Linked DNA regions of Homo sapiens: region 1 is linked to region 2. A link is an interaction called in ENCODE POLR2A ChIA-PET data of the cell type or tissue named here. Cell type or tissue: PC-9. All regions are shown on one strand.

Region 1 (5,000 bases), 480 kb after region 2:
CCTGGATCAGTGAAATTCAGGGATGTGGCTGTAGATTTCTCTCAGGACATGTGAGAATATCTGGACTTTTCTAAGACTATACACAGAGGTTTAGTGTTGAAAAACTATAGGATGGGAGGCCTAGGCGGGCGGATTACCTGAGGTTAGGAGTTCAAGACCAGCATGACCAACATGGTGAAACCCTGTCTCTACGAAAAATTCAAAAATTAGCTGGGCGTGGTGGCACACATCTGTAATCTCAGCTACTTGGGAGGCTGAGTAAGGAGAATTGCTTGAGCCCAGGAGGCGGAGGTTGCAGCAAGCCAAGAGCATGCCACTGCACTCCAGCCTGGCCGACAGAGCAAGACTCTGTCTCAAAAAAGAAGAAAAGACAAGAAAAACTATAAGAACCTGGTATCACTGGGATATCCACATCTCTAAGCCAGGATAGTGCACAGATTAAGATTCAAGGTCACTTGGAAAGACCAATGCTTTATTGTGAACTAGAAGATGGACTGTACACAGTTGGTCCCTACATCTTTGCAAAGATACTACAGGAGCTCCTATAGGAGCATTGCACTTATATTAGCACCTGCAGATTACTCCCCTTTTAGCTGGACAACCTGAGGATGAGACTGGAGTACACCTGCTGGTGTTGGTTGGAGGTGTTCTATTGCAGGACCATGGCATAGCCTATATCAATATGTAGAATATTTCCATCACCTCAGAAAGTATCCATATGACCCTTTGCAGTCAAGTACCTTCTCCTGACCCCTATCCTATGCCCTGGCAACCACCAATCTCTTTTCTGACCTTATAGTTTTGCCTTTTCCAGAAGGTCATATAAATGGAATCATATAGTTTAAAAAAATATGATGCAATGAAACTTATAAATTAACCAATAAAAGTGGGAATGAATTTAGAGAGCATGAAAAGATAAAAGGAATAAAGATAAAATAAATAAGATAAAACTCTAGAACCAAAATAGGAATGAAGAAATTTAAAGAAGAAACTTATAATAATGTTAACATCAAATATATAAAACCTAAGATAAAATTTTTTAAGAGTAGTCAAAGAAGATAAAAATTTTCAAACTCTGCTGCTGGGCACAGTGGCTCAAGCCTGCAGTCCCAGCACTTTGGGAGGCAGAGGTGGGCGGATCACCTGAGGTCGGGAGTTCAAGACCAGCCTGATCAACATGGAGAAACCCTCTCTCTACTAAAAATAAAAAATTAGCTGGGGTGATGGAGCATGCCTGTAATCCCAGCTACTCAGGAGGCTGAGGCAGGAGAATCACTTGAACCCAGGAGGCGGAGGTTGCGGTGACCCAAGATCACGCCATTGCACTCCAGCCTGGGCAACAAGAGTGAAACTCCGTCTCCAAAAAAAAAAAAAATTTCAAACTCTGACATAACAGTTAACTTTAGGACCATAGCCAAAAGATAGAAACAGCATAAACGCCAAAATAAAAAGAAGCCAATAAAGATAAACACAAAAGGAAAAAAATCAAAATCATAAAAATATACACCTACATACTTATATATTTTTTATATCTCATATGTATAAAATCTTATATATCATATCTATGAGATAAGTAGGTATTTTTAACATTTTATTTATATTTCGTTAAATAAATATATATACCTGTATACTTAAATATGTTATACTTGTAGATACAGAATGTAAATCCGAGTTCAAGAACACCAGTTAGTAACAGTGTTTTTCTACTAGTGGTGGGTTTGTGGGTAGTTTTTATTATGTTTCTTAAACGAACATTTTTATTTATTTAACAAATATTAAGGAGGACGTAAATAGATTGTATAGTTAAAAGTTGAAAAAAAAATTGGAAAATATTTAAAGGAGAGTAAAAGGAATAAACACAGAATTATAATAGATTGATAAGATATACCCTCCAAAGTACAAGATTTCTATAATTTTAATCCATGGGTAAGAGAAATGTCTAACTAAATTTTGTGTGTGTGTGTGTGTGTGTGTGTGTGTGTGTGTGTGTGTGTACATGCGCGAATGTTTCCAATCAGATCCTCGGGAATAAACAAGGAGAAGAATTAAATATCAGTACTGGACCCTTGATCTTTCCTTTCACCTTAGGCTGCCTTTAGATTCCCTTTTGGAGCTATGAATATACCCCTTAGTTACAGGTGTACATTGCCAATGTATGTATCTTAGCCTGGGATAGCTGAAGTGATTTGTCTAGTTATTTGAATTTTAGCATTTGAGAGATTTTTTAAGTGAACACCTAGCCTTTAACACCATAAGAAAAGCCTTGTGAAATGATAGAAGTATTTTTAATTTGGACAGTTGAGGGGAAGATATCCTAACAGCAATTTTTTTTTAGTGTTTCTGCTTTTATTCTTCTAGAAATTTAGAAACGTTTCAAGTGAAATCCAGCTTTTTTTGTGGGGCAGAAGACTATATATAGATTAATTTGGGCATTTTTTTCTAACGTGGAGTCTTCTTATCCAGAAAAATGGATGTCTCCCCAATTTTTAAAAATAATTTCAACTTTTATTTTAGATGCAGGGGGGTACATGTGCAGATTTCTTACATAGTATATTGCGTGGTGCTGAGTGTTTGGGGTTCGAATGATCCCATCACCCAGATAGTGAGCATAATACCCATTCGGTGGTTTTTCAGCCCTTGCCCCTCTCTCCCTGCCCTAATAGACCCCAGTGTCTGGTGTTCCTATCTTTAGGTCCATGTGTACCCAATTGTTAGCGCCCACTTATAAGTAAGAACATGCGGGATTTGGTTTTCCTGACAGCAGTTCTTAACAGGAAAACTGTTTACACTGTTTTATATGGCCAAATGTGTGGCTACACTTCTATGCATTTCCTTCTTGAGAGTTTTCATGTCTTCTGGTCTAAAAATAAAAGCCCTTGGCCCTCAAAGAAACTTCAAAATATAGCATGTACTATAGTGTGGAGGGAAAAAAAGGCAAATCAATGATTCCAGTGTGAATGTGTTTCTAATCAGCATAGATTAAAATTTTAAAGTATACATTAAGGTGTAAGAGTGTTCTTAGATAGAATATTTTCTGCATCTTCAAAGAGTATTCAAGAGAATAAGGAGTACTTCTTTCTAGATTCCTTTTTCTATTTATTTCAGTCTTTTCCATGAGCTGGAAAACTGTGAAATATTGACTCTTGAACAAAAGCATGTTGTCTTTTTGTTAACTCATTCTTAAACAACTCCAGACACACATTTATCCACCACCTACCTTTTCAGTTTCTATATAGGCAGTAAGCGTGTTCTTAAAAATCCCAAGACTTCAGTTACCACCTCTATGGCAACATGATTTCCTAATGCACAGCTCGGAGTGCCAATCTCTTCAGAACTCTGGTGCCACGTTTTCACCAGTATGTTCTTTTGTCAACTCAAGTCACCACATGTTCTCTTACACCTTTCTTTAATATTTCTGTTAAGAATATCATCTGAGGCTGGGTTCGGTGGATCACTTGAGGTCAGGAGTTTGAGACCAGCCTGGCTAACATAGCAAAACCCCATCTCTACTAAAAATACAAAAAAAAGTAGCCACGTGCGGTGGCGCATGCACCAGCTACTCAGGAGGCTGAGGCAAGAGAATCGCTTGAACCCAGGAGGCAGAGGTGCAGTGAGCCAAGATCGCACCACTGCACTCCAGCCTGGGTGACAGAGAAAGACTCCGTCACAGAAAAAAAAAAAAAAAAAAAAAAAAAAAAAAAAAAAAAAAAAAAAAAAAAAAAAAAAAAGGATATCATCTGAGTCCTAGTCAAAATCTGTTATCATCTTTTGACTATCATTTTTAAACTCCCACTTGAAATAAATTGCTCTGATTTTTAATTACTCTTGTATTTAAAAAGCTTTAATTCTTCACTGTTATCTAAATTACACTCTTAATTTTAAATTCCAAGCCTTTTACCTCTAACTACAATGTAGTTTTATATTTTACTGTTCCCCCACTTACACATTCTAGATTCTGCCCCATCACATATGTACGTTATTCCCTGAACATGTCTGCCTTTTCCTAGTCTTGTGTTTTAATCATGCTCTTCTACCCGTAGCTTCATGAAGATGACATTTTCATGTTATCTCCCATGTCTTTCCAACAAGAAGAAATGTCTCCTTCCTTGGAATCCCTCAGCAGTTTTTCTCTCGGACATGTCACTTTTTCTCTCTGCTTTTTTTGGTAGTTACTTGTAAACTTGACATTTTTCATCACCAGAGTAAATTTATGGAGTGCAGAGTTGATGTCTTAAATTTGTATCCCATGGTGAGTCAGGCACAGTGTTGGCATTTAGGAAGTACTCTAGAAATTCTTTTTTTGCACTGAATTATATTTGAAAGTAGAAACCAATATTGGCTTCAAGGAAAATGCAGATCTCTGCTAACTAAAACTTTATTATCCAGGGCAAAAGAGACTTGATTTTGCCTGCCTGCCGTGTTGTAGAGGTTATGAAATGGGTCAACCTGGACTGAAAGATTAACTTCATAGAGTTCTAACCCTGACCAGGAAGACCTAAGAACTAAATGGTCCATGAAAAGGTTAAATGAAATACTAAAGATGGGAATACAGAAAAGAGAGGCACTGAAAGTCTAAGGCTTAACACTTGCCCTAAATTTGAAAATGTGGTTTTTGTAAGTTTGTATAACTCTTAGTTCCAACCTATAGTTCTCTTCATTGTAGCTTCATGTTTATCTAGATGGAAACAGGAAAAGGATATCCTCTGGTGGTTTATTTGGGGAAGGCCGAGTCATCAGAAAATCACCTCAGACTGTCTGCCTCACCAAATTATATTTATGTATACAGAGACACATTCATATGTCAGGAAAAGAAAAAAGTTTCATGCTGTCTTAATCCTATCACCAATATATATATTTTTCCTGGACTTAACTCATTTATCATAATTAAGGGTCTGATATGTCCCAGGTGCTAGGATAAATTAATTGAAAGGCTGGGGATGAGTCTTCTGTGTACCCTACCTTCACGAATACGGAGTGTCTTTTGACCCACATATTTCCAC
Region 2 (5,000 bases):
TTGAGCCCCTTTGGCTTGCAAAGAGATGGAGTAACTGCTTCAGCTACTTGCTATCTACTAAGTGTTTCCCTTACTACATGCCTGGCACTGCACTCTCTGTCCATGAGCTTGTTTGAGATGAGGCCCAGAGGGGCAAAGTGACCTGCCCAAGGCCACACAGCTATCAAGAGACTGAGTCATGATTTGGACCCAGGTCAGTTCAGCACCGGAATACCCAGAATACCCACTTTGGGTCCTCTCCCAAGCTCGTTTGCTAGGGTCCCTGGGCCCTGGGAGAGGTTGTAGTTTTCTTTTCAGAGCTCTTCACTTGGAGTTGAGGAGATTCTTTGATGATTTGGTGGCTGGGCTTGAGCTTCCCCACCCGTTTTGAAGACCTCAGAAGTTTGCAGAGGCCCAGAACTCCATCATATGAACCCCTATTAGAGAGGCTGATACAGAGGAAGCTGGAGTGATTCAAAGGGGAGGGAAGAATCCGAGGATCATGGAGAGCCTCAGTGTGAGCATTAGTTTGGACTCTGGTCCTAAGGCAATAGGAAGCCAGATAAGGTTTCTGAGCAGTGGCATGACATGATCCTATCTACATATCAGGAAATAACTTTGGTAACAGGGCAAGCACCTGTTAGAGCAAGGAGACCTATGGAGAGGGTGGTATGGGAGTCTGGGCTGTGGTTGGTGGTGGCTGTCAGGCCTGGGGCCGTTGGGGTAGAGAGGAGTGGTCGGGTATCCAGCTAGACAATGAAGCCTAGAGTATTGAGGTTAGGAGGCTGGACCAGCAGAGAGTTCTTGGAGCCATGTCAGGGTCCCCAGGGCCAGTTCCACAGTGACTGTGCTCTGGGGCTTTGCTTCTGCCACCCCACCACATTGGAGCCAACATATTTCCCACCAGGGCCCCTTTCTTCCTGTTCTCTCCCATGCTGGATTGCCCTAAATCAGCAGAGGCCATGCTGAGGTGGGAGGAAGTTCCAGTTTCCTTAGCCTTAGCTACCACTTGGTATTCTGAACTGGTCTGTGCTGGAGAAAAAGATGTCGGATATTCCAGGAAGAGAGGAGGAGGTGGCTAGTTCATGTTAGGTGGCTTGTTCATGCCTGAGTCCTCCTGCCAGGTGAATATTTACAAACACAGTCACTCACCTGGCAACACCAGCACCACTGATTCCCTTGAGTGCTGTCCACACTCCTCTTGCCCCCGACACACACACAATGCACATCTCTGCTGCAGCCAAGAGAGTCTCTTGGGGTATGGAAGGAGGCAGTATGGCTGGGACCCTAGAGACCACCAAGCCCTACCCCAGGTCAAAAGAGAGGTGTGGAGGTCAGAGGAGGCCAAGGCCCTGTGAAATAATGAGATGAGACCAGACTCCAAGGCCTAGGCTCTGCCCTCCCCATGTCAAAGGCTTGGTGGCTTGGGCTGGCTCTGAGGCCCATGTCCTCAGGGGACCTGGACTCACAGCTCTGCCTTGCAGTGGCTCCCAGGTCTGAAGGGAACCTCAGTGTAAACGCAAGCAGTTCTGACTGAGAAGGTCGATAAGCCTGAAAGAACGAGACCCTCTGGTTGCTGCCCAGCCAAGGTGGGGTACAGGCCCAGCCTCAAGGTCAGAGGAGCTGCCACTGCTGCAAATACCTCCTTCAGGGTGAGCACCTAAGTAGAAGTTGCAAGGAGGAGTGGGCAGCCAAGCCCTTTGCGCACTGCCTTCCATCACCCCAGGTAGGAGGAGAAGGACTCAGCCAGGAGAAGATGGTGAGTTCTTGATGTAAGGCCAGGAAGAAGCCCACCCATGTCCATGGCGAAAGATAGCAAATGACTGGCCCAACTGGCTGGTCCCCTCATACAGGCTCTGGTGGCCCTGCACTTCCCCCAGCCCCTGAACCTGGGCCTGGGCTCTTCCAGGCAGCTGGAGCTGGTTGTCTGTGGGTTCAGTGCCAATGCGAAGGAAAGGATGGATTGTGGGAGTGGGCCCAATGTTGGCAGGGGTTGGGGTGGCCATACCACATGAGGGGCTGGCATTGAGACTGCAGTCTTGGGCTTGAGTCTATGCTCTACTACTTGTTTACTGTGTGCCTCGCTTGCTGAACAAGGTGGCTTCTCCAGTGGAGCCTCTGTTCTCCCACCTTAGAGGGAGTACCTGCAGCTGTTGTGAGGGTCAAACAGTACAGTGTGTAGGAAAAGGCTGCCCAGGCATCAGGAACTCAGGAATTTTAGGCCAAGTCCCCTTCTTCCTCCCACTGAGGACCATGGTAATACCGTGACTGCTGAAAGCTCAGCATATCCAAGAGGCCAGCCTCACAGACTTGTAGCACTGATCTTTGTATGAGATTTTGTGGGCTCAGTGCTTTATTTTCTGCACAGAATATTCTGTTCCCTAAGTGTCCCATGTGCTCTTTCAACTCCAGCCTTTGTATGTTTACTTTCCTCTGCCAGGCCACCCTTTCATCTTTATCTTTCATTCTCAGGATCAATATCACTTCCTGCCAGAAGCCTGCCCTGACTCTCTCGTACCTAAGTCAGGCAGCTTTTCTGGCTCCCCATGTCTGATCATAACACTGCCCATTTCCTCATGTGTCCTTCCCAGGGGACCGAGGGCAGGCCCAACTCTGAGCTAGATGAGAAGAGGGACTGTGTGAGGGTCTGCCAGATGCGTTGAAAGACAGATGGATGACTTGGCTAATCTGGGCTGTGCTCTGTAAAAACTCTAGCATTGCACCGAATGCCACAATATGCAAAGCTCAGAGTCTGTGAGCATCTGCCAAGGACCAGGGACTGGTGGTAATGAGGTATCCTTCCAGGGTTCCCTTTAAAACTTTTGGGGTATACAGCTGAGCCCTCGTGCTAGGCATGAGTTTCTTGGTCCTTGGCTTCTCATATCATTAAGTCAGTTCAGCTCCTTCAAGAAAAATGTCCATCAGCTCAGAACCCACCCTACGAGTTGGTGAGCATGTCTGGATTTTCTACTAAGTAGTGAGTCATTTATCTGATAGGCCTGGCTGTGATTTCATCTTCCCATCTATAGCTTAAGGAAGTAAATGTCCCAAGAAGGCCAGCTAGTCACCTACCCAGAGTCTTCTCCAGAGTGATTTTCCCTGGTGAATCTACTGTGGTCTATAACTTGGCCTCTGCTTTATTATGCAGAAGCTGAATTGGATGGATATGCTAGGAGTGGGTTGTTCCTCCAGGATGGTCTCATAACTGACCCAGCTCAAGGAAGCTTCTGTTAAAACTGGATTTCCAGCTCAGGAGCTCAGTGAAAATACCACACTTGGCTAGAGGCTCACCCAGAGCCTGTGGGTGGCTGATGAGTGTTCCCAGGACTCAGCCTGCTGTGCCATCTGCAGGGCATAAACTCCTTCTGTGGGGCCACAGTGTGCAGGCCAAATCACCTCTGCCCAGTGCTTGTACCAGGCCTGCTCCTGACCCCTTTTCATGTGTCCTGGGCTGAGCAGTCCTCTTGGTTTGACAAGCATATACTTTAACCATCTCTTTAGTCCTCTGAATATGCCAGATGCAGTGCAAGGGGCTTTATATGTCTAAATGGTACTGCCCTCATTTTAAAGATGGGGAAGTGGAGGTTCAGAGAAGAAGGATAGGCTCAACCTTGCATTGCTCATAAGAGAAGGAGAAGGAATTACAACTGAAGGGCTTTTTGTGTGTCTCTGCAATGACTTTGCACATCACTGACTTCATCTCCGGTGTCATGATGTTATGGTTTAACACAAATGCCATTTATTGGGATTTCAGCAGATCTCCCCTCTCTCAGGGGTCAAGCAATTTTTTGGCTCATATCCCATGGCTGCAGAGTAGCCACTGTTGCATTCTCCTTGTTTCCCTTCTTGGAAGCACAGCCATGCTTCCAAAGGCTTAGGGCCTGTGAGGAGGGTGCCTCGGGGTGGTACAGGGCAGCCTTGAGCCCACCCTGCCATCACTGGGCTGGCAGACCTGTAGGTGCCTCTAGCCTCAAGTCCTACTAGGCAGTGACATGAGGGGGTCCCATTGGGGATGCCAGCACCCATCACCTGGCCCACCCTTGATACTTTCCTCAGTTCCAAGCAAGGTACAGAACCCTTGAGCCAAGCTGGCTGTGTATTTGCTGTGCCAACACGGCCTCACTTAGTGGCCGAGAGGAGGATGCCGCAGGCCCCTGGGGCCTGCTTCTCTTTCAGCCATTCTCCAGTGCTTCTCACAGAGACCTTCCCTCTCTCTACCCCAGGGCATCTGCCATGTCTCCCTGATGGGCCCACTGTACCCACTTGGGCTGTAGTGGGTGAGGGTGGCTCCCTGGCTGCCATCTGTGACATGGCAGGAGATGTTGGTCCCCCGGGGAGCGCACACAGCACTCCGCTGAGCCATTTCTCTCTGAGTCGTGGTTTCTCTTCCTACCAGGTTAACACCTGCTCTCCTCTGCCACCTGCCTTGCCTCTGAACACTTGCTGAAGGGATCAGGGAGGATAGCACAGGGCCCAGTTATGGTGGGGCCAGTTGTCCTCTTGGTAGTCGGTGAGGGACAGTGCAGAGCCATAGTGCTCATACAGTCAGATAGGTCTTCACCTTCACATCATGAGGGCTGGAGTATCTGTCAGGGCTGATCTGCGGTCTTTGCCCTGCCCCCACTTCGCTCTCACTCAGGGTCAGGGCCTGGAGTTGGGAGATTAGAGGTAGAGAGGGAGGAGCCTGCATTCCTTCACCCCTGGGCACTGTGCTGAGCACTTCTGCTGCCCTTCCCTCTTCTCCACACCCCAGGAGCAAAGATAAGTAAAATGCTATGACAGCTGTCACACAGGAGAACAGAGCACCCAGGCCTTGAGGTCCAGGAAGCATCATTCCCAGAGCTGCCAGAGCAGTGGCCCTGGAAAATATGGAAGCAGCTGTCAGCCATGGCCCAGGGCCTGAGCGTATGATTCTCAGGAAAAGTGGGCAGGACATCTGACTGTCAGGTGTGACGGCAGAAGGTTCTGGCCTCTTCCTGGGAAAAGCCCTTCTAGGTAGCCAGCTTCTGGGGTGCACTCTG

What was found. Peaks named below come from ENCODE experiments on the same cell type or tissue, not always from the same donor. Only the 100,000 strongest peaks of a DNase experiment are listed, where the experiment ranks them.
Region 1: POLR2A ChIA-PET joins it to region 2 with 13 read pairs; 3 of 35 experiments call an interaction of 5 or more read pairs at or near these places.

Annotation. Positions count from the first base shown.
Region 1 is chr5:131,514,775-131,519,774 of GRCh38, reverse strand. All of the region lies in intron 7 of RAPGEF6 (Rap guanine nucleotide exchange factor 6), which reads left to right. Among named protein-coding and RNA genes, the nearest start is that of RAPGEF6, 120 kb to the left of the region's middle. In PC-9, no CTCF peak of the experiment used is centred here; no DNase peak of the experiment used is centred here.
Region 2 is chr5:131,994,378-131,999,377 of GRCh38, reverse strand. The region is part of intron 1 of ACSL6 (acyl-CoA synthetase long chain family member 6); the gene reads left to right. Among named protein-coding and RNA genes, the nearest start is that of ACSL6-AS1, 6.7 kb to the left of the region's middle. RefSeq lists enhancers at 3,741-4,284, 4,829-5,000. In PC-9, no CTCF peak of the experiment used is centred here; a DNase peak (open chromatin) is centred at 2,977.